Linked DNA regions of Homo sapiens: region 1 is linked to region 2. Evidence: chromatin loops called from intact Hi-C (ENCODE). Cell type or tissue: Panc1. All regions are shown on one strand. Links, peaks and the distances in the headings refer to the core of each region. The heading gives the core; the rest is flanking DNA. Region 1 has its middle 72 kb from the start of C9orf153. Region 2 holds the start of GOLM1 (golgi membrane protein 1).

What was found. Hi-C counts contacts between places; a loop is a spot of excess contacts. Peaks named below come from ENCODE experiments on the same cell type or tissue, not always from the same donor. Only the 100,000 strongest peaks of a DNase experiment are listed, where the experiment ranks them.
Region 1: it touches region 2 in a loop (2.3-fold over the local background); 4 of 110 quality-filtered maps call a loop at or near these places.

What each region holds. Positions count from the first base shown.
Region 1 is chr9:86,181,432-86,194,053 of GRCh38, forward strand. No RefSeq gene overlaps it. Among named protein-coding and RNA genes, the nearest start is that of C9orf153, 72 kb to the right of the region's middle. RefSeq lists an enhancer at 5,559-6,213. In Panc1, for the core only: a CTCF peak has its summit at 6,186; no DNase peak of the experiment used is centred there.
Region 2 is chr9:86,087,098-86,099,719 of GRCh38, forward strand. GOLM1 (golgi membrane protein 1) reads right to left here and starts at 12,461. Exons shown (of 10, transcript NM_016548.4): 1 at 12,314-12,461. RefSeq lists silencers at 6,657-6,951, 12,033-12,082, 12,243-12,342, 12,353-12,622 and an enhancer at 11,902-12,402. In Panc1, for the core only: no CTCF peak of the experiment used is centred there; a DNase peak (open chromatin) is centred at 6,904; H3K4me3 peaks cover 388 bases; H3K27ac peaks cover 1,895 bases.

The DNA.
Region 1 (12,622 bases), core at 3,362-8,361, 94 kb after region 2:
TTATGAAACAATACTATGAAAATTAATGATAGTCACCAAAAATCTATCAGTTGTTATAATTGATTCAGCAGTGAATGTTTTCCTCTGCTCTCTTAGGTTTAGTAACTGGGGCCTGAACATTAAACTGACAAAAGACAGATTAACAGGACAAAGGTGTTTTTCATATGTATAGGGGGAGCTTCACAGAAAAGAAGTGAAGACCCCCAAAAGCAGTTAGGCCTGGCAGTTTATATACCTTTTAACAAACAGCAAAAAATTGTGGAGAAGTGACAAGACAAGGAAAATGTGTTTGAGCTTCTAGGTGTGGTAAATTATGGGAAGGTAAATATATGGGGAAAACTAATGGAAGACAGGGACTATTTGTAAGGTTAGTTATGCAGACTCAAGTCGATGCCATCTCATTTAATAATAAGAGCTATGTTCTCTTCCTAGTATGGAGAGAGTAGGAGAAACACCTTACAAAGGGAAAGTTAGTTTTTCTTTTAGGCGGAAAGGAGGAGGGGCGAGTGTTTCTTATACATCTAATTTTTCTTGTTCTTTTCCTTTTTTAATTTTTGAGACAGGGTCTCACTCTGTCACCCAGGCTGCTGTGCAGTGGCATGACCTTGGCTCACTGCAGCCTCAACCTCCTGGGCTCAAGTGATCCACCCACCTCAAGCCTCTCAAAGTGCTAGGATTGCAGGTGTGAGTCACTGTGCCTGGCCCATCTGATCTTTCTTCATTGGCTTCAGTTCAAAATAATTCTTAAGCCAAAGTGGCATATTTGGGATTGGCATATTCTGATCCCCTTTTATTCAAAGGCCATAAAAACATCCATTTTTTATTTTGGTGTTGGAAACTTATACTGTTCTCTTTCCACTGCAGAATAACATGTTAAAAAGTGATTTCTGGTTGGGCACAGTGGCTAATGACTGTAATCCCAGCACTTTGGGAGGCTGAGGTGGGCTGATCACCTGAGGTCAGGAGTTTGAGACCAGCCTGGCCAACATGGTAAAACCCCGTCTCTACTAAAAATACAAAAATTAGCCAGGCATGGTGGCACATGCCTGTAATCCCAGCTACTCAGGAGGCTGAGGCAGGAGAATCACTTGAACCTGGGAGGCAGAGATTGAAATGAGCCAAGATTGCGCCATTGCACTCCAGTCTGGGTGACAGATCAAGACTGCATCACAAAAAAAAAAAAAAAAAAGAAAAAGAAAAAAATGTAATTTCTTTCCAAAAACCCTGACACCAGTCTAATAATAAGAAAACATCAGATGACCCAGATTGGGGTATGTTTTATGGTTAGGACTCCTCAAAAGGGTCAAGGTTATGGGAAACAAGGAAAGACTGAGAAACTTAGGCCAGAGGAGACTAAGGAGATGTGATGAGTAAAGGGATTGTGGTGCCCTGGGTGGAATTCTGGAACAGAAAAGGAACATTAATGGAAAAATTGATAAAATGTGAATGAATTTGGAGTTTATGTCATAGTAATGTACCAATGTTAGTTTCTTAGTTTTGACAAATGTACCATGGTGATGTAGATAATAATATTGGAGGAAATGAAATAAAGTGTTAGGGTGAGGTGTACTCAAGAGTACCCTGTACTTTCTTTGCAATTCTTCTGTAAAATCTAGTTATTCCAAAATAAAAACTTTATGTTAAAATGCCATGGTAAATTATATTTTAATGGCTAGAGTAAAATTATGTTTCCTAAATGTCAGTCATTTATGTACAATCATGAATTTTCTTTTTGCTATGTATTGATATCATGTGTACTAATATTTTCTCTAAATTGAATATTTTAAAATAATGTAAGTATATACCTACATCATGGGATTATCTGTGGTAAGATCAATACAATGGCATAAGTTTAATATGTTATTTAAATATTTTTCTAATACCTTTTTTTCAAAAGTGAACTTTGGCAGATTATTTTCCCCCTGCAATGCAAACACAATGTCATGCCTCCCATTTGGTTTGGCCTTTCTGACTCATATCACATGACCTTGGCCAATGCTGTGGCCTTCCTTCTTTGTCTGGGAAACTGCCATGTATTCTTCATCTCTCAGCTTACATATAACTTCCTCAGGGAAGAGCTTCCTCATGTCTCTGGCTAGCCTCTGGTGGTGTCAGAGGCATTTGGACCAGAGAGACTCCATCTTGAATAGGAGCTGGGTAAAATAAAGCTGATACCTACTGGGCTGCATTCCCAGGAGGTTAGGCATTCTTAGTCTTAGGATGAGATACAAGGTCAGCACAAGATACAGGTCACAAAGACCTTGCTGATAAAAGGATGCGGTAAAGAAGCTGGCCAAAACTGGCCAAAGCCAAGATGGCAGTGAAAGTGACCTCTGGTTGTCCTCACTGCTCATTATACACTAATCATAATACATTAGCATGCTAAAATACACTCCCACCAGCTCCATGACAGTTTAAAATGCCATGGCAACATCAGGAAGTTACCCTATATAATCTAAAAGGGAAGGAACCCTCAGTTCCAGGAATTGCCCATCCCTTTCCTGGAAAATGAATAATCCACTCCTTGTTTGGCATGTAATCAAGGAGTAACTAACATAAATATACTCAGTCAAGCAACCCATGCTGCTAATCTGCCTATGGAGTAGCCATTCTTTTATTCCTTTACTTTCTTAATAAACTTGCTTTCACTTTACTCTGTGGACTTTCCCTGAATTCTTTCTTCTGCAAGGTCCAAGATTCCTCTCTTGGGGTCTGGATCGGGACCTCTTTCTGGTAACAGTGGCACTGTATAACTCTCCTTTCCTACATTTGTCACAGCTGTATATTGCCTGTTCACAGCAGTTCTCTCATCCTTTTCACATCTCATTTTCTGCCCCAAATAATCAAACTTCAGAAGCAAGAGCAGCTCACAGGGCTTGCCCTTCCTGGAGCCAGCTGGAAGTCTGGGGTTCGCTGGCAGAGGCGGCTGCAAGGGGGCACTGTGGTGTTTGTGGGGGCCACCAGGAGAGCGAGGAAAGGACAGAGAGACCTTAGGGAGGATATAGGTTCAGTGCTCAAGAGAGGAGGCAAAGAGGACTAGATTTCTGGTTACAGAAGATAAGGAACATGGATGGAGATGTGGAAAGAAGAGAATGAGAATGTCTTGGGAAGAACCATAATTTGGACAGAGAGAAAGGTTATTAATGATATCAAGGCATTCTCTGTCTCATTTTAGCCACATATGTAGAAATGAAAAGCCTAGTGGAAATCTAAAGATTGTGTTTGGCAAAGGGCAAGTTATATTCTTAATAAGAACCCAACATTGGCAGTGAAAAATCTAGCTTTCTTGTACTATAGTAGTTCCTCAACACAGAAACAGAATAGTTTCACAACACAGTTGTGAAAAAAGTGGGATTATGGAGTAATGAAAATATTCTAATATCTGATGCTGATTAGGAAAAACATAAACTCAAGGTCTGTTGGGAGGTGCTCAGAATAAAGACCTAAACATCTAGAAAGAAAAGCAAGCCCCTTTCCAATAACACAGCCTACTCATGAAGGGCTGAAATATTTTTTAGGAATCAGAAACATATGACTTAAAGCAAAAGAATGATGAGATTTAATGCAAAATTTAAGGAGTTTTTTTTTTATTCATTTGGGTTCAATAAACATTTAATTTTCAGCTGCCCACATTGGGCTATCACTGAGAAAAGGTGCTTGGCTGGTTGAGACAGACATGTGCAGTACTGCCACAATACAGCTGAAAAGCATGTGCACCTGCCCATGTGAGGGAGGTGCAAAGGTGGTTGAGAGCAAGTGGTAATGTGTGTGGATGAGTATGGGGAGAAGGGGCTGGGAATGGCTCACTAGAGGCAACCATGTTGCATAACAAACCATCCCAAAACTTGGTAGCTTGCAATAACAATTTTTTTCACCCATGATCTGAAAGTCATTGGTAGGAAGGGGATCAGATTTGCTCCATGGGGTTCTCATCCACTTTGAACCAGTGGCTACTCCAGGATATGTTGTCATGGCAAATGGCAGGAATGCAAGAGGAGAAGTGGACATATGCAATGTCTCTAAAGGCTTGGCTTGAAATTGTCATGATACCATGTCTGCCCACATGTCATCAGCTAGAGCAACTGAACATGGCCAAGCTCAACCTCCATGGAGTGGAGAAATACATTCTACCCACTCTAGTGGAAGGTGACACAGTCACCAGGCAGAGAGGGGATGCATAGTCTTAGCATGAAGGGAGAAATGGAGAACAGGAGCAATCCACAGAACTACCTTGGTTGGTAATGCCCAAGCAGGGTTTTGAAGGATAAATAGAAGCTGGCCAGGCAGTGGGATGGAAAAATTTCATTTTATAATAGGCTTGGCTCAGATTAGCGCCATTATAATTTCCCTAAGATGTCAGTTATTGAATTTCAGGTATGAGAGAAAGGAAACTGGATGCCTTCTTTGCTCTCTTCCAAGTTGACACTGCAGTTTTTAGTTCTTCTATGCACAATCCTCAAAGGAGTTCCTTATATGAGTTCTGTTGCTTTTTGTTCAACCTGAAAGTTGCAAAATTGAACTGAGGAGAAAGGCCCTGGGTAATCGTGACCATGAGGAAGAAGATGACTTGGAATGTTGTGAAGCATCTTTGTATTCAAAAGGCAGCTGGCTGCCCTCCCCAGTGAGTCACACATAAAGGGCCCCTGTTTATTAGTGTCTCCGGTCCTACTGAACACTCGGCGTTCGTGGGTTCCCCAGGAAGCCCTGAGAGTACACTTTGAAAATCAGATACATGTCTGTAAATGACCTTCCAGTTCTGTCTCCTCAGATTGCTGTGAATAATCGTGTGAGGACTGCTGTCCGGAGAGGAGGGAGCCTGAAGTCAAGGCATTCCAAGGGGCTTCAGGCATCCTCAGTTTCTTTATGAAGAGCATTTCTTTCTCCTTAGGGAGTGGTGGGGAGGCTGCACCAGGAAGACAGAGGGCAAATCCTAGTGTGTGTGAGAGAGAGAGAAAAAAAGAGAGAGAGAGACAGACAGAGACAGAGAGACAGAGATACAGAGACAGAAAGAGAGAGACAGACAGAGACAGAAAGAGAGAGACAGAGACAGAGAGACAGGAACAGAGAGAGGTATTCTGGATAAGATGGCTTAGAGGAGGCAGAACTAGCTTGCAGCTCCAGCTCCGATGGACAGAGCAGCGTGTGGAGACTCACATCGTAAACTTTTGCTCCAAGACCTACCGCAAGAACATACTGGGAAAGCCGAGGGAATCCACAGACCCTTTGAAGGAACTGATGACTGCTGCAGGCTCCCTGAGATGCCGAAAACCTGTGAGTTGGCTTGCTTTCTCAACATGGAGGCTTGTGGTCTGGGGCAAGTTCTCGGCCCTGATCACCACCTGCCTGGAAATAGACTCGGTGCTGTTGGGAGGGCACAGTGGGAGTGAGACCAGCCTCTAGGACTGTGGGCTGCATGGGGGCAGGGTGGGGCCTCTGACTGCCAGCTTTTCCTCTGGTAAAGTAATACAGGTGACCTGTATTACTCAACAGAGGCAGCCATAATCCCCCTAGGAATATAACTCAACTGGACTGGGAACCACACTCCCATTCCCCACAGCAGCTGCAGCAAGCCCTGCCCAAGGAGAGGCTGCCCTCAGACACAACTATCCCTGCCCCCACCTGGTGGTCTTTCTCTACTGGCCCTGGTAGCCAAAGACAAAGGTCATAATCTCTTGGGAGCTCTATGGCCCTCCCCACCACCTGAGAAACCTGAATACTTAAGCAGGTGTCACTAGGGCAAGTTTGCATCCTCCCTATATATAGGACCACTGCTGATGCACTTTTGAAAGGGCCACCTCCTGGCTGGAGGCCAATCAACATAGAATTAGCACACTAAACAAAACACAGCCAAGGACACTGCAGGGTCCACTTTACTTCCTTGCTATCTCCACGGGAGCAGGGGTCGGTCTCCATGGCTGCAAGACCTGAAGACAGATCACATCACAGGACTCTTTGCAGACACTCCTGAGTACCAGCATGGAGATCGCTAGCTCCACTGGGTGGCTAGATCTAGAAGAGCAAAAACAATCACTACAGTTTGGCTTTCAGGAAGCCCCATTCCTAGGGGAAGGGGGAAAACACCACATTAAGGGAGCATCCTGTGGAACAAAAGAATCTGAACAGCAGCCCTTGAGTCTGAGATTTTCCCTCCAACATAGTCTACCTGAATGAGAAGGAACCAGAAAGCAATTCTGGTAATATGACAAAACAAGGTTCTTTAACACCCCAAAGGTCATACCAGCTCACCAGCAATGGATTCAAACCAAGATGAAATCACTGAATTGCCAGACAAAGAATTCAGAAGGTCAAGTATTAAGCTAATCAAGGATGCACCAGAAAAAGGTGAAGTCTAACTTAATGAAATAAAAAACATGATACAGAATATGAAATAAAAATTCTTCAGTGAAATAGAGAGTATAAATAAAAAACAGTCACAACTTTTGGAAATCAAGAACACATTCAGAGAAATGCAAAATTCACTGGAAAGCCTCAGCAATAGAATCAAACAAGCAGAAAAAAAGCTTCAGAGCTCGAAGACAAGGCTTTTGAATTAACTGAATCCATCCATCAAAGACAAAGAAAAAAGAATTTTAAAAAATGAACAAAGCCTCCCAGAAGTTTGGGACTACATTAAACAGCCAAATCTAAGAATAATCGGTGTTCCTGAGGAAGAAGAGAAATCTAAAAGTTTGGAAAACGTATTTGAGGGAATAATCAAGGAAAACTTCCCTGGCCTTGATAGAGATCTAGACATTCAAATACAAGGAGCTCAAAGAACACCTGGGAAATTCATCACAAAAAGATCATTGCCTAGGCACATAGTCATCAGGTTATCTAAAGTCAAGATGAAGAATAGAATCTTTTTTTTTTTTTCTTTTTTTTTTTGAGACGGAGTCTCGCTCTGTCACCCAGGCCGGACTGCGGACTGCAGTGGCGCAATCTCGGCTCACTGCAAGCTCCGCTTCCTGGGTTCACGCCATTCTCCTGCCTCAGCCTCCCGAGTAGCTGGGACTACAGGCGCCCGCCACCGCGCCCAGCTAATTTTTTTGTATTTTTAGTAGAGACGGGGTTTCACCTTGTTAGCCAGGATGGTCTCGATCTCCTGACCTCATGATCCACCCGCCTCGGCCTCCCAAAGTGCTGGGATTACAGGCGTGAGCCACCGCGCCCGGCCAAGAATAGAATCTTAAGAGCTGTGAGGCAAAAGCATTTGGTAACCTCTAAAGGAAAATCTATCAGATTAACAGCAGATTTCTCAGCAGAAACCCTACAAGCTAGAATGAATTGGGGTCCTATTTTTAACCTCCTTAAACAAAACAATTACCAGCCAAGAATTTTGTATTCAGCAAAACTAAGCTTCACAAATGAAGAAAAGATAGTCTTTTCCAGACAGACAAACTGAGAGAATTCACCACTACCAAGCCAGCACTACAAGAACTGCTAACATAAGCTCTAAATCTTGAAACAAATCCTTGAAATGCAACAAAATAGAACCTCCTTAAAGCATAAATCTCACAGACCCTATATAACAATAATGCAATGAGAAAACAACAACAACAAGGTATTCAGGCAACAAACAGCACCATGAATAGAATAGTACCGGTGGGGCGCCATGGCTCACGCCTGTAATCCCAGTACTTTGGGAGGCCAAGGTGGGTGGATCATGAGGTCAGGAGATCAAGACCATCCTGGATAACATGGTGAAACCCCATCTCTACTAAAAATACAAAATATTAGCCAGGTGTGGTGGCACACGCCTGTAATCCCAGCTACTCGGGAGGCTGAAGCAGGAGGGAGAATCACTTGAACCTGGAAGGCAGAGGTTGTAGTGAGCCGAGATTGCGCCATTGCACTCCAACCTGGGTGACAGAGTGGCACTCCATCTCGAAAAAAAATAAATAAATAAGAATAGTACCTCACATCTCTCAATACTAACATTGAGTGTAAATGGCCTAAATGCTCCACTTAAAAGATACAGAATGGCAGAATGGATCACCAACTAAGTTTCTGCTGTCTTCAGGAGACTCATCTAACACATAAGGACTCACATAAACTTAAGGTAAGGGGCTGGAAAAAGATATTCCATGCATATGGACACCAAAAGCAAGCAGGAGTAGCTATTCTTATATTAGACAAAACAAACTTTAAAGCAACAGCAGTTTAAAAAGACAAAGAGGGACTTTATATAATGATAAAAGGACTAGTCCAACAGGAAAATATCACAATTCTAAATATATACGCACCTAATGCTGGAGCTCCCAAACTTATAAAACTACTACTCAACCTAAGAAATGAGATAGACAGCAACATACTAATAGTGGAAGACTTCAATACTCCACTAACAGCATTAGACAGGTCATCAAGACAGAAAGTCAACAAAGAAAACATGGACTTAAACTACACCCTAGAACAAATGGACTTAACAGATATTTACAGAACATTCTACCCAACAACTGCAGAATATACATTCTATTCATCAGCACATGGAACATCCTCCAAGATAGATCATATGATAGGCCACAAAACAAGTCTCAGACAATTTAAGAAAACTGAAATTGTATCATGTACTCTCTCAGACCACAGTGGAATAAGATTGGAAATCAACTCCAAAAGGAACCCTCACAACCATGCAAGTACATGAAAATTTGATAACCTGCTCCTGAATGATCACTGCAGCACCAATGAAATCAAGATGAAGATTAAAAGATCCTTTGAACTAAACGATAATAGCAACACAAACTATCAAAACCTCTGGGATAGAGCAAAAGCGGTGCTAAAAGGAAAGTTCATACCACTAAATGCCTACATCAAAAAGTCTAAAAGAGCACAAATAGACAATCTAAGGTCACACCTCATGAAACTGGAGAAACAAGAACATCAAGAACATACCAAATCCAAACCCAGCAGAAGTAAAGAAATAAGTGCGCCTGTAGTCCCAGCTACTTGAGAAGCGGAGGCAGGAGAATCGCTTGAACCCAGGAGGTGGAGGTTGCAGTGAGCTGAGATCACGCCACTGCACTCCATCCTGGGCGATAGAGTGAGACTCTGTCTCAAAAAAAAAAAAAAAAAAAAAAAAAAAGAAATAACCAAGACCAGACCAGAACAAAATGAAATTGAAACAAACAAACAAACAAAGTTACAAAAGATAAATGAAACAAAAAGCTGGTTCTTTGAAAAGATAAATAAAATTGATAGACCATTTGCAAGATTAACTAAGAAGAGAGAAGATCCAAATAAGCTCAATTAGAAACAAAACAGGAGATATTACAACTGATACCACAGAAATACAAAAGATTATTCAGGGTTACTATGAACACCTTTATGCACATAAACTAGAAAACCTAGAAGAGATGGATAAATTCCTGGAAATAGACAACCCTCCTACATTAAACCAGGAAGATATAGAATCTCTGAACAGACCAATAACAAGCAGCAAGATTGAAACGGTAATTTAAAAAACTGCCAACAACAAAAAAAGCCCAAGGCCAGATGATTCACAGCTGAATTCTATCAGACATTCAAAGAAGAATTGGTACCACTCCTATTGACACTATTCCAAAAGACAGAGAGGGAATCCTCCCTAAATCACTCTGTGAAGCCAGTATCAACCTAATACCAAAACCAGGGAAGGACATAACAAGAAAAGAAAACTACAGACCCATATCCCTAATGAACATAGATGCAAAAATCCTCAACAAAATACTAGCTAACCAAATCCAACAGCATATCAAAAAGATAATCCACCATGATCAAGTGGGTTTCATATCAGGGATGCAGGGATGGTTTCACATACGTAAGTCAATGAATGTGATACAGCACATAAACAGAACTAACAAAAATCACATGATCATATCAATAGATGCAGAAAAAGCATCTGGTGTAAAAATAGGCACATAGACCAATGGAATAGAATAGGGAACCCAGAAATAAGCCAAATACTTACAGCCAACTGATCTTCAACAAAGCAAACAAAAAATAAAGTGAGGAAAGGACATCCTAATCCACAAATGGTGCTGGGATAATTGGCAAGCCACATGTAGAAGAATGAAAGGGGATCCTCATCTCTCACCTTATACAAAAATCAACTCAAGATGGATCAAAGTCTTAAATCTAAGACCTGAAACCGTAAAGATTCTAGAAGATAATATTGAAAAAAACCCTTCTAGACATTGGCTTAGGCAAAGACTTCATGACCAAAAACTCAAAAGCAAATCAACAAAAACAAAGATAAATAGACGGGACTTAATTAAGCTAAAAAGCTTCTGCACAGCAAAGGAAATAATCAGCAGAGTTAACAGACAACTGAGAGTGGAAGAAAATTTTCACAATCTATACATCTGACAAATAACTAATATCCAGAATCCACAAAGAACGCAAACAAATCAGCAAGAAAAAAAACAATCCCATCAAAAAGTGAGCTAACAAAAGAAGGTATATGGTGATATGGTTTGGATGTGTGTCCCCTCTAAATCTCATGTTAAAATATCATCCCCAGTGTTGGGGGTGGGGCCTTGTGAGAATGTTTGGATCGTGGAAGTGGATCTCTCATGAATGGCTTAGCTCCATCCTCTTGGTAATAAGTGAGTTCTCGCTATGAATTCACCTGAAATCTGGTTGTTGAAAAGTGTGTGGCATCTCCTCCCTTGCTCCCATTCTCATCATGTCATACTCTGGCTCCCCCTTTACCTTCTGCCATTATTGATAGCTTCCTGAGGCCTCACCAGAAGCTAAGCATATATCAGCTGATGCATCCTGTAAAGTCTGCAGAACTGTGAGCCAATTAAAACTCTTTTTCTTTATAAATTATCCAGCCTTGGCTGGGCACAGTGGCTCACGTCTGTAATCCCAGCACTTTGGGAGGCCAAGGTGGGTGGGTCTTGAGGTCAAGAGATTGAGACCAGCCTGGCCAACATGCTGAAACCCCATCTCTACTAAAAATACAAAAAATAGCCAGATGTGGTGGCGCACACCTGTAGTCCCAGATACTTGGGAGGCTGAGGCAGGAGAATCACTTGAACCTGGGAGGTGGAGGTTGCAGTGGGCTGAGATTGTGCCTCTGCACTCCAGCCTGGGTGACAGTGTGAGACTCCATCTCCCCCCTACCCCCCAAAAAATTACCCAGCCTCAGATATTCCTCTATAGTGAAGCAAGAATGGCCTGACACAGAAAATTGGTACTGGGAGTGGGACATTGCTATAAAGATACCTGAAGATGTGGAAGCAACTTGGATTTGGGTAATGGGCAGAATTTGGAGGCCACAGAAGAAGGCTGGAAGATGAGGGAAAGTTTGGAACTTCTTAGAGACTAGTTAAATGGTTGTAATAAAAATGCTGATAGTGATGTGGACAGTGAAGTCGAGGCTGATGAGATCTCAAAGGGAAATGTGGAACTTATGGGAAACTGGAGCAAAGATCACCTTGGTTATGTTTTAGCAAAGAACTTGGCTGTATTGTACCCTAGTGATATGTAGAAGTTTGAATTTAACAATGATGACTTAGGGTATCTAGCATAAGAAATTTCTAAGCAACAAAGCATTCGAGATGTGGCCTGGCTGCTTCTAAGAGCCTATTCTTAAATTTGGAAGTAAATAAATGACTTAAAGTTGGAGCTTATATTTAAAAGGGAATCAGAGCATAAAAATTTGGAAAATTTGCAGTCTAGCCACGTGATAGAAAAAAAAGCCCATTTTCTGGGGGAAGAATACAAGCAAGCAGGCTGCAGAACAACCCTTGCTGGAGAGATTAGCATGACTATAAGGGAGCCAAGTGCCAATATCCAAGATATTGGGAGAAAGGCCTCAAAGGCATTTCGGATATCTCTGAGGTAGCCCTTCTTATCACAGGCTCAGAGGCCTAGGAGGAAAGAACGGTTTTGTCAGCCAGGCCCAGGGTGCTGATGCCCTGCACCACCCTGGGAAGTTGTTCCCTGCATCCTGGCTACTCCAGCTCCAACCTTGGCTCCAAAGCGCCCAGGTACAGCCCAGGTCACAGCTCCAGAAGGTGCAAGCCATAAGCCCTGGTGGCTTCTATGTGATGTTAAGCCTGCAGGTGCTCAGAATGCAAGAGTAAAGGAGGCTTGGCAACTTCCATCTAGATTTTAGATGATGTATAAGAAAGCCAGGGTGCTCAAGCAGAACCCTGCCACAGGGGTGGATCCCATGCACACTACTAGGCCAGTGCCAAGGGGAAATGTAGAGTTGAAGCCCCCACACAGAGTCCCCACCAGGGCACTGCCTAGTGGAGCTGTGGGAATGGGGCGACTGCCTTCCAGATCCCAGAATGGTAGATCCACCAGCAGCTTGCCTCCTGCACCTGAAAAAGTTGCAAGCACTGAACTCTAACCTGTGAACTCTGCAAAACCACAGGGGCATGGCTGCCCAAAGAGCTCAACCTTTACTTCAATGTGCCCAGGATGAAGGACATGGCATCAAGGATTATTTTAGAGGTTTAAGATTTAATATCTACCCTGCTGGGTTTCAGACTTGCATGGGGCCTGTAGCCATTTCCTTTTGTTCAATTTATTTCTTTTGGAATGGTAATGTTTAAATAATGCCTGTACTACCATTGTATCTTGGAAGTAAATAACTGTTTTGATTTTACAGGCTCATAGGCAGAAGGAGATG
Region 2 (12,622 bases), core at 3,937-8,936:
TCCATTTGTTCGTGTCCTCTCTTACTTCCTTGAACAGTGGTTTGTAGTTCTCCTTGAAGAGGTCCTTCACATCCCTTGTAAGTTGTACTCTTAGGTATTTTATTCTCCTTGTAGCAATTGTGAATGGGAGCTCATTCATGATTTGGCTGTTTGTCTATTAGTGTATAGGAATGCTTGTGATTTTTGCACATTGATTTTGTATCCTGAGACTTTGCTGAAGTTGCTTATCAGCTTAAGGAGATTTTAGGCTGAGACGATGGGGTTTTCTAAATATACAATCATGTTGTCTGCAAACAGGGATCATATGACTTCCTCTCTTCCTATTTGAATACATTTCTTTCTCTTGCTTGATTGCCCTGGCCAGAACTTCAAATACCATGCTGAATAGGAGTGATGAGAGAGGACATCCTTGTCTTGTGGCAGTTTTCAAAGGGAATGCCTCCAGCTTTTGCCCATTCAGTATGATACTGGCTGTGGGTTTGTTGTAAATAGCTCTTATTATTTTGAGATACATTCCATCAATACCTAGTTTATTGAGAGTTTTTAGCATGAAGAGGTGTGGAATTTGATCGAAGGCCTTTTCTGCATCTATTGAGAGAACCATGTGGTTTTTGCCATTGGTTCTGTTTATGTGATGGATTACGTCTACTAATTCATATGTTGAACCAGCCTTGCATCCCAGGGATGAAGCTGACTTGATTGTAGTGGATAAGCTTTTTGATGTGCTGCTGGATTTGGTTTGCCAGTATTTTATTGAGGATTTCCCCATCGATGTTCATCAGGGATATTGGTCTGAAATTTTCTTTTTTTGTTGTGTTTAGGCCAGGTTTTGGTATCAGGATGATGCTGACCTCATAAAATGAGTTAGGGAAGAGTCCCTCTTTTTCTATTGTTTGGAATAGTTTCAGAAGGAATGGTACCAGCTCCTCTTTGTACCTCTGGTAGAATTTGGCTGTGATTCCGTCTGGTCCTGGGCTTTTTTTGGTTGGTAGGCTATTCATTACTGCCTCAATTTCAGAACTTGTTATTGGTCTATTCAGGGATTTGACTTCTTCCTGGTTTAATCTTGGGAGGGTTTATGTGTCCAGGAATTTATCCATTTCTTCTAGATTTTCTAGTTTATTTGCGTAGAGGTGTTTATAGTATCCTCTGATTTTAGTTTGTATTTCTGTGGGATCAGTGGTGATCTCCCCTTTACCATTTTTTATTGTGTCTATTTCAGTCTTCTCTCTTTTCTTCTTTATTAGTCTGGCTAGCAGTCTATCTATTTTGTTAATCTTTTCAAAAAACCAGCTCCTGGATTCGTTGTTTTTTTGAAGGGTGTATATATATATATATATATATATATATATATATATATTTAGGATAGATAGGTCTTCTTGTTGCATTGATTCCTTTACCATTATGTAATGCCCTTTTTAAATCTTTGTTGGTTTAAAGTCTGTTTTTTCAGAGGATTGCAACTCCTGGTTTTGTTTTTTTTTTTTTTTTGTTTTGTTTTTTTGCTTTCCGTTGCTTGGTAATATTCTTCCATCCCTTTATTTTGAGCCTATGTGTGTCTCTGCGTGTGAGATGGGTCTCCTGAATACAGCATACCTATGGGTCTTGAGTCTATCCAATTTGCCAGTCTGTGTCTTTTAATTGGGGCATTTAGCCCATTTACATTTAAGGTTAATATTGTTATGTGTGAATTTGATCCTGTCATTATGATGTTAACTGGTTATTTTGTCCATTAGTTGATGCAGTTTCTTCATAGTGTCGATGGTCTTTACAATTTGGTACGCTTTTGCAGTGGCTGGTACTGGTTTTTCCTTTCCATATTTAGTGCTTCCTTTAGGAGCTCTTGTAAGGCAGTCCTGGTGGTGACAAAATCTCTCAGCATTTGCTTGTCTGTAAAGGATTTTACTTATCCTTCACTTATGAAGCTTAGTTTGGCTAGATATGAAATTCCGGGTTGAAAGTTCTTTTAAGAATGTTGAATATTAGCCCCCATTCTCTTCTGGCTTGTAGGGGTTCTGCAGAGAGATCTGCTGTTAGTCTGATGGGCTTCCCTTTGTGGGTAACCTGACTTTTTTCTCTGGCTGCCCTTAACATTTTTTCCTTCATTTCAACCTTGGTGAATCTGACAATTATGTGTCTTCAGGTTGCTCTTCTCGAGGAGTATCTGTGGTGTTCTCTGTATTTCCTGAATTTGAATGTTGGCCTGTCTTGCTAGGTTGGGGAAGTTCTCCTGGATAATATCCTGAAGAGTGTTTCCAACTTGGTTCCATTCCCCCCCTCACTTTCAGGTACACCAATCAAACATAGGTTTGGTCTTTTCACATAGTTCCATATTTGTTGGAGGCTTTGTTCATTCCTTTTCATTCTTTTTTTCTCTAATCTTGTCTTCACGCTTTATTTCATTAAGTTGATCTTCGACCTCTGATATCCTTTCTTCCGCTTGACCGATTTGGCTATTGATACTTGCATATGCTTCACGAAGTTCTCGTGCTGTGTTTTTCAGCTCCATCAGGTCATTTATGTTCTTCTCTAAACTGGTTATTCTAGTTAGCAATTCCTCTAAACTTTTTTCAAGGTTCTTAGCTTCCTTGCATTGGGTTAGAACATGCTCCTTTAGCTCGGAGGAGTTTATTACCCACCTTCTGAAGCCTACTTCTGTCAGTTCATCAAACTCATTCTCTGTCCAGTTTTGTTCCCTTGCTGGCGAGGAGGTGTGATCCTTTGGAGGAGAAGAGGCATTCTGGTTTTTGGAATTTTCAGCCTTTTTGTGCAGGTTTTTCCTCATCTTTGTGGATGTATCTACCTTTGGTCTTTGATATTGGTGAACTTCAGATGGGGTTTCTGTGTGGATGTCCTTTTTGTTGATGCTATTCCTTTCTGTTAGTTTCCCTTCTCACTGTCAGGCCCCTCTGCTGCAGGTCTGCTGGAGTTTGCTGGAGGTCCACTCCAGACACTGCCTGGGTATCACCAGTGGAGGCATCAGAAAAGCAAAGATTGCTGCCTGTTCCTTCCTCTGGAAGCTTTGTCGCAGAGGGGCACCCACTAGATGCCAGCCGGAGCTCTCCTGTATGAGGTGAGCTGTCAACCCCTGCTAGGAGGTGTCTTCCAGTCAGGAGGCACAGGGGTCAGGGACCCACTTGAAGAGGCAGTCTGTCCCCTAGCAGACTTTGAGTGTTATGCTGGGAGATCTGCTGCTCTCTTCAGAGCTGGCAGGCAGGAACATTTAAGTCTGCTGAAGCTGTGCCCACAGCTACCCCTTCCCCCAGGTGCTCTGTCCCAGGGAGCTGGGAGTTTTATCTGTAAGACTGGGGCTGCTGCCTTTCTTTCAGAGATGCCCTGCTCAGAGAGGAGGAATCTAGAGAGGCAGTCTGGCCACAGTGGCTTTGCCGAGCTGCAGTGGGCTCTACCCAGTTCGAACTGGCAGCTTTCTTTACACTGTGAGAGGAAAACCACCTACTCCAGCCTCAGCAATGGCGGATGCCCCTCCCCTCTACCAAGCTCGAGCATCCCGGGGCAACTTCAGACTGCTGTGCTGGCAGCAAGAATTTCAAGCCAGTGTTTCTTAGCTTGCTGGGCTCCATTGGGGTGGAATCCAATGAGTTAGACCACTTGGCTCCCTGGCTTCAGCCTCCTTTCCAGGGGAGTGAACAGTTCTGTCTCGCTGGCGTTCCAAGTGCCACTGGGGTACCAAAAAAAAAAAAAAAAAAAAAAAAAAAACTCCTGCAGCTAGCTCAGTGTCTGCCCAAATGGCCGCCCAGTTTTGTGCTTGAAACCCAGGGCCCTGGTGGTGTAGGCACCTGAGGGTATCTCCTGGTCTGTGGGTTGCGAAGAGCATGGGAAAAGCGTAGTATCTGGGCCAGAGTGCACTGTCCCTCATGGCACAGTCCCTCATAGTTTCCCTTGGCTAGGGGAGGAGTTCCCCAACCCCTTGCACTTCCTAGATGAGGCGATGCCCCACCCTGCTTCTGCTCACCCTCTGTGGGCTGCATCCACCGTCTAACCAGTCCCAGTGAGATGAGCCAGGTACCTCAGTTGGAAATGCAGAAATCACCTGTCTTCTGTGTTGATCTCGCTGGGAGCTGCGGACCAGAGCTGTTGCTATTTGGCCATCTTACCAGCCACTCTGTTGTTGTTTTAAATAACCTAATCTTGTCAATCCTTTATTACTTCTCGATTGTTGTTATATTTAGAAGGGCATTTCCTATTCTAAGTTTATAAACAACTTACCCACATTTTTTTCCAATGTACAGTTTCATATTTACATTTAAATTGTTCATCCATTTAAAACTCCTTTTTGATGTAAGGAGTAAGGAAATACAAAGAATGCAGAAGTAAGGAAATACAAAGAATGCAGCTTTTTTTTTTCCTGTAGTGACAAGCCAGTTCTGCCAGGGCCCTCTACTGAATAATCTATTTTTACCTACTGCTTTGAACAACTATCTTTGTTATATACTAAATTTTCTAACAATATACTTTTTCTTAAAGAGATGGAATCTTGTCGCCCAGGCTGGAGTGCAGTGGTACAATCATGGCTCACTGCAGCCTTGAACTCCTGGACCTAAGCAATCCTCACACCTCAGTCTCCGAGTAGGCACATGCTGCCGCACATGGCTTGACAAAATACTTTTAGATGTGACCCTTGCAAGGCCTTTTGTTATTCTAGTAGAGGTAAGTCAGTGGGTGGGGTATATTATAAATTTGAAAGCAGAAAATAAACTCCATTCTCACTTCAAGGGAAGTGTACAGATAACCATTTAATATTCTCTTTTCTTTAAACAGCCAATAAAAAATTTATTGAGCAGCTACCATGAGTCAGGTGCTGTATTCACATCAGGCAGCTCAGGGTGGTATTAAGAGCACAGACTGGAATCCCATTGCCATATCTGAATCCTGGCTCCACCACTCAGGAACCCCACAGACTGGAGCCTCACAGCCATGTCTGACACTGGCTCCACCACTCAGGAACTCCAAGACTGGAACCCCACAACCATGTCTGACCCTTGCTCTACCACTCAGGGGACACAGGACCTGTCTGTGCATCACTGTCCTGCTCACAAGGTTTTTAAGAGGATTCAGTGAGTTGAGTGAGAAGCGCTTAGAGCTACATTTGGCACATAGTAATTGCTCAACAAATGTTGACAACTATTAGGGATGGAAAGATGAACAACAAATCATTTCTAGATTCAATCTTTTTTCCATTTTATGAGGAAACAGTGATGCATGTTTTCCTTCCATAACCATTCTACTTTATAGCAACCAGTCCTCCTCTTTCCTTCTCCTGACTCTGCCACCAACTAAAATAGCAGTACCTGCCATTACCTGGGGCTGACCTACAGTTGCCACTGAGGCCGTGGACATCCCAGACCAGGATCATATTATGAAAAAGGTTTGAGGAAGCCAAGCCTCAAACAGTCCTGGAAGTCATACAATCCTGGAAGCCCCTCACTGTCACCCAGTGCTTGGCTGGCCAGGAAGGTGAGCAGCTGTCTAGACAGCACTCTTAGGAGAGCCCTGGGCTCCCAATGGGAGCAGGGCTGCCCAGGTAAATAGTGACACAAGGAAAGGAAGTAACACAATGAGGCTTCAGGCCTGCAAGGTGCCTCCTCACAGGCTTCCAGGACTGTAGAAACCCTTGCTGCTGAAGGATAAGGGACACACACTGGCGAGAAATGATCAAGACTGATGAAGGCTGGTGGCAGGAACTCACAGGCAGAGTTTATGGTGGTCAAATACATCAGACACTCTCCCTTCTCCCACCTTAGAATTTATTTGGATTGCGGATGAGATGGAAGTGGGTGAGTGATATACTGCATCAAACAGAGGTATTAATTTAATATTCATTTTCATTTAAGCTTCAGAATATGTTTGTCTCATACTTGGTTATAAGCTTCCAACATACTGAAAATGATTAACTTAAATCAGCTAAACTCTGTGAGGCTCCAGGCTTTCCCAAAATTAAAACAAGTGGTGTGTTTTCACATTAAAAATCACTTGATAGGCTGGGTGTACACAGTGGCTCATGTGTATAATCCCAGCACTTTGGGAGGCCAAGGCAGACGATCACCTGAGGTCAGGAATTTGAGGCCAGCCTGGCCAACATATCAAAACCCTGTCTCTACTAAAAATACAATTAGCTGGGCATGGTGGTGTGTGCCTGTAATCCCAGCTACTTGGGAGGCTGAGGCAGGAGAATCGCTTGAACTTGGGAGGCAGAGGTTGCTGTGAGCCAAGATTGCGCCACTCACTCTAGCCTGAGTGACAGAGCGAGATTCTGCCTCAAAAAAAAAAAAAAAAAAAGAAACAACAACAAAAAAACCCCAAAATTATCTGGGTGTGGTGGCACACACCTGTAATTCCAGCTACTTGGGAGGCTAAGGCATGAGAATTGCTTGAACCCAGGAGATGGAGGTTGCAGTGAGTTGAGATTGCGTCACTGCATGCCAGCCTGGGCGACAGAGCAAGATTTCTGTCAAAAAAAAAAAAAAATCACTTGATAAATCAGAAAAGGAAAAAACTGCATATTCTTACCTACTGGCTTAATTTAAAAATTCAACCTATTGGTTAAAATTATTATTTGCTTTTAAGACAAAATGTTTGTAATTTAACAAAGCCTTCTAATTACTTTTTTTAAAAGAAAGAAAAGGCATATGAAAATGGACAACATGCCAAATACACGAGCCCCTTGACCCTCCTAGTCAAATATTATGTTTAACATTTCCTTATTTTCATATAGGGCTTTAAATCAGAAAAGCAAATATATAGGAGCAATCGCGTCAGATTAGCATGTTTGACCAACATCAACCAGTGCAGAAACTGGGCTTCTCCAAACAGTGGTGGAGCCACACCTCTAACTCCTTCTCAGAGGAATGGCCCCAGCGGCTCAGCAGGAAGTTCAGAAGTCACTGCAATGAGCAAACAGACCTGAGCACACCCCGGCGCAGCCTGGAGTCCGGGAAAGAATCAGTCACCAAGTTTTCTGATGGCCTGGAAATATTCCACCCTGTCCCAAGAATGTCTCTAAGCCAGGGGTGAGCAAACTATGGCCCACAGGCCATATCCGGGCCTGGTTTTTTTTTTTTTAAAGTTTTACTATACACTGCCATAAATACTGCCTATGGCTGCTTTCTGGCTACAAAGTAGAACTGAAAAGTTGAGACAGAGACAGAGACTCACAGACCAACTCTGCCCATAGGGTATTGTGAGGATTAAACATTTACCATCTGACCATTTAGACAGTTTGTCAACTCTGCCTCTAACCCATTGGGATTAAATGACCAAGGTCACTGTGTTCTGCTTAAATTGCTTTAAAAACTTACTAGGAAATACACAGACTCTCTTCCTCTCACTTCCCCAAAATGAACACCATCTTTTCCCCAATGCTAGAAGCTGACAGTGTCTAAAGATTAAAACTTTTAAAATGAATGTATAGTGGTAGGTAGTAGAAACACCAAAAAGCGAGGTGGATGAGTGAAAATGAACTAGGGAACCAAATTCTTCCTGTTTTGAAATTTTCTGAAGAAAGGTTGAACCACCGTCAAGAATATATCCTGGGGCCAGCACGATGGCTCACGTCTATAATCCCAGCACTTTGGTAGGCTGAGGCAGGAGGATCACTTGAGCCCAGGAATTCGAGACCAGATTGGGCAATGTTATGCAGGGAGACCCTGTCTCTACAAAAAAATATTTAAAAAAGAATACATCTTGGGCCAGGCACGGTGGCTAATGCCTGTAATCCCAGCACTTTGGGAGGCCAAGGCAGGCGGATCACCTGAGATCGGGAGTTCAAGACCAGCCTGACCAACATGGAGAAACCCTGTCTTTACTAAAAATACAAAATTAGCCGGGCGTGGTGGTGCATGCCTGTAATCCCAGATAGTTGGGAGGCTGACGCAGGAGAATCACTAGAACCTGGGAAGCGGAGTTTTCGGTGAGCCGAGATAGTGCCATTGCTCTCCAGCCTGGGCAAAAACCCCGTCTAAAAAAAAAAAAAAGAAAAAGAAAAGAAAAGAAAAAAGAATACATCTCAGTAGGAGCTCAATTTTTCCTTGAGTCACAAACTGCCGCCCAAGGGCCCAATCCTGCCAGCCATCTATTTTTGTACACTGCCCACAAATTAAGAATAGTTTTTACATTTTTTTTCTTTTTTTTTGAGACGAAGTCTTGCTTTGTCACCCAGGCTGGAGTGCAGTGGCGCAATCTCAGCTGTCTGTAACCTCTGCCTCCTGGGTTCAAGTGATTCGAATGTCTCAGCCTCCCAGGTAGCTGGAATTACAGGCACATGCCACCACGCCCAGCTAATTTTTGTATTTTCCCTTTTTTTTTTTTTTTAAAATAGAGATGGGGTTTCACCATGTTGGCCAGGTTGGTCTCGAACTCCTGACTTGAAGTGATCCGCCCACCTCAGCCTCCCAAAGTGCTGGGATTACAGGCATGAGCCAACGTGCCTGGCCAGTTTTTACATTTTCAATGGTTGAAGAAAGTTAAAAGAATAATATTTCATGACAGAGTGCTTCAAAGGGCTGAGATAAATTCTCCACATATTCCTGGCTGCCTGGAAGATTATGCGCGCGTGGGAAAGACCCAAAAGAGCCCAGCAGGGCTGAAAACCAAGAAGAACCGAGAACCAGCTGAAACTTGCAGTGTTCCCCAACTCGCACACAGACCTACTGATAGAGGGATGGAGACTGACCTGGCAGGTGACTCCTGGTTCAGTGCTCCTTGGAGAATTTGGATGCCATGAAGTGATATTAGATGTCAGTTTAGCTACCTGTTATTTTGAGTGCTTCCTTAGCGGTACTGTTGAGGCAGTGTGGCTTAGGAAAAGAGTACTGATGTGGGTCAGGCCAAAAGGAATTTTAATCCTAGCTTTCTTACTATTTGCATGAATTTTGGTGAGTTGTATAATCCCCCTCTCTGTATCTTATTCAATCCTTGTAAAAGTCCATTGAAGTAGGCTTACTACTGACCCCATGTTCTAGGATGCAGTGATATGAGACTTTAAATATGTAAAACCTTTTGTTGTGAGGATTAAAAATTACAGCGGCAATAAAGTACACACCACATGATAACTGCTCGATAGGTTTTTTTTTTTTTTTTGGTTTGGAAATAAAAGGATATCTCATGACACATGAAAATTACATGAAACTAAAACTTCTGTATCCATAAATAAAGTTTTACTGGAACAGAACCATGCCCATTCATTTACATATTATCTGTGGCTACTGGGCTATAACAGCAGAGCTGAGTAGTTGTGACAGGGACCACAGGGTCTGCAACATCTAAAATAGTATCTGGTCCTTTTCAGAAACAGGTTGCCAACTCCTGCTGTAGTTCAATGGTCCTTAAAGTGTGGTCCCCATATTAGCAGCATCAGCATTACCTTGGAATTTGTCAGAAATGCAAATTTTGTGGCCGACCCCAGACCTACCAAGTCAGAGGTCTGTTTATTCCACTAATAAATGCAAACACAGGACAGCAAAATACCGTGGCTGGCAAAGCTCTATACTGAGTCAGCCTTGCATGAGATACCTCATGAAGTAGAAACTATGCTGATGTAATCAGATCTGACAAGACACAGGCCCAAAATACTTAAAATTAAGAGAAAGAGTATTTAAAACAGGGTTTCTACCTCTAATGTTGTTAACAAATCCAGCCCTATGTGTATATTGGGCCTTGAGACACAATATAACCATAACAGCAAATACATGTAGTTTATAAATAAGCAACAAATGCACATACAGAAGAGTGTTAAAAAAGTTTTTTTATTACTAAGAAACATCAAAAAAGTTGGGAAACGATAGCAAATTACAATATAAACAACTATAATCATATTATATAGTATTTATATATGTACTTTTTTCTGTCAGGCACTAATCTTCAAAATCTTAGCAAGGGAAGTCCTACTAATAAAGTGCTTAAGGGTTTTAAAGGAAAATAAGACCAAAATGTAAAAATCTGAGAAGGCATGGACTTTTTTTTTTTTTTTTCCTGAAAGTGTGAGAAATATCTGTGTGAAAGAAAGGAAAGACTCTCTGGAAATTTAAGAAACACTTCATAAATTTGGAGACAAGTCTCTCTTTTAATGTAACTTCATCAATAACGTGAGAAGTCCAGAAAACCACCATGATCTTTAAGAACAGTTTTTGGGGAGCAAGTGAAATATCATTCGCCCTTTTCTAAGGTGAGAGCAAAAGCATAGTAGCACCATTCCTTCTGTTCCTTCTACTTTTTTACAAATGTTTAAAAAATTGTTTTGTTTTACAAAAACAGAAGTGCTTTTAAAAAATCCCAATTACAAATGTTATTTCTCACATTACGTCACTGAAAAAGAAATGTATCTTTTTTCATAGGGCAACTTATTTTTTTTTTATTTCAAGAAAAAACAAGTAATAACAATAATGCTGCAGAATTTAAGCCAAAGGCACAGAACACCGCTCCCCCGCCCCCAATGGCCACCCCAGGTCCTTTGAGAAAGGCGGCTGGACCTCAGGGACCACGCTGCCTTCAAGCTCCCTCCCACCAATAGTGCCCATCAACTGACACCTGTCTTCTTCTCAGCACACCTGCCTAAAGTGATGCTCCACCCTTCCTACTGATCCACGCAGACGCATTTTCCCCAGGTTCTGCCCTCTGTACTTCCAATGCAGAAAGCCAGCTCGCACTTTCACAGGATAAGGGTAGCAGTTCCCTCCTTCCTGGGGAAGGTGGCCATATATATATAAACCCGGGTAGCCCTGGGCCTGCTATGGTCAGCTGTCCTAACTGTTGTTTCTGCCCAGCCCTCAACAACAACAACAACAGCGGGTGGAATGTAAATGCAAAATCTTTTCATTTCCCATCAATAACTGGACCTAAACCAGCCATTAGAAAGCAGATGGTATCCCTGGCCCTTAATATCCAAGTCACCACAATTTCCTGGCCCCACCCTCAGCACTACTTTCCTCTCATTTCTTTCGTTTTCCTGTAAAACCAACTTTAAAAAAAAATGTGAAAATTGGATAACCTCTCCATAGGAGAACAAAATGTATCTTAAAAGCTAACCTCTTTTCTTTAACCATCCTAACAATTCAATTTTTGTTCACTGACACCTTAAGAATTGAGTGTCTGGCCTAAAAACAGTAAGTCTTAGCAAGTTACTAGTTTCTATTAAGAAAGAAAGTAATGAGCTTAGCTTCATCTTTTATAACACAACTGGAAGAAGCTAGGATGCCTTTGGAGACCCACAAAAACTGACAAGAGATTGTCCCATGCCCTCCAAAATTCAGAAATACTAAAACTGAGATTTGAGCCAACCTGATGGCCATGAGCTAAACAAAGCCACTCAAGCGCTGCTAAATACTTCATCAGGTTATTGTGTATCTCACTAATCCAGCCCTAGAAATGTTCCTCAATAATGTGCATAATGTAGGGCCTAGGGACCCCAAATCAGACAAAGAAAACCTCAAAATCGTGAAAGTCACACAAGTTTAGTTTTGCAAATCTGGCTATGGGACATCTGAAATTGTCCAGCATCATCATGGTATTTCAAATATAATAATTCTTAAATTTTGCTAAAAAATTTCATCAAAATTGTTATTCTTCACATTTTGTTTCTTAAAAGCAAATCATTAAAAATATTAAATGGGATATGATTTTTACAGCAGGGCAAAGTTGTGTGGATCCTCCACGTTGGCAAAGGTGGAAACACAGGTATGCGAGAAAACCCCGAGCATCCACGAGAACGGGATGCAGCCGCGCTCTGGACGCGCGGCGGGAGGACCCGGAGCCCAAGCTCCGGGGTCACCAGCCACGAGGCCCAGCGGCAACGTGGACCCCAGGGCGGCCGGAGCGCGCCTGGGGCTGGAGGGGAGGAAGAGGCGGCGGGAGCCGAGAGACTCGCGGCTCGGCCAGCCTCCCGCGCCTGGTGCAAATCACGCTGCAGAACTGGAACTAGTGCGACTTAGGGGGTGCACGCTTTTGACTTTGGATGCCGACGCGCGTGACAAAGCTCAGAACAAAAAGACAGGCCCCGCATCGCCTGAGACTGCAGGGCAGGGAATCCTCGCGAGGCCCCTCATCGCAGGGCAAGGGGGCCGCGCGCCCGGTCTTGGGGAGCGAGCCGAGGGGCCCAGGCAGCCGCGGGCTACTCGGTGCAGGAAGGTGCGGAGCCAGCCCCGAGCGCAGCCAGCGAAGGTTGCAGCCCCGGCGCAAGCCGCGGGGAGGCTCCGGGGACCGACGCGAGGTCTCGGCGCGCGGGGTACGGGCCCTGGGCAAAGGAGGGAGGAAGCGATGGACCGCGGTTCGGGCAGCCTGGGGCCGCGCGCCGCCCACTCACCTCTTTTCGAGGCTCCGGCCGCCACTCGGGGATCCGGGGCCCCGCTACGAGGCCGCCCGGGTCGCTCTCCCGCCGCCGCCGGCCTCGAGCTCCGGCCGGCTCCGCGCCGTGCGCCCAGCGCCTCCGCGTCCAGCGCCGCCGCGTCTCCGGCCTCCGCAGCGGCAAGGCCCCGCCCCCGAGCAGCGCCGGCGGCGCGAAGGGAGGAGGCGGCGCCGCGAGCGCGGAGAAGCGAGGCAGGGGCTGCCGGGGCCGCGCGGACTCCCGGCCCCACGGTGCGCGCGCCCCGGCCGGTGGCCGCCCCTCGGCGGG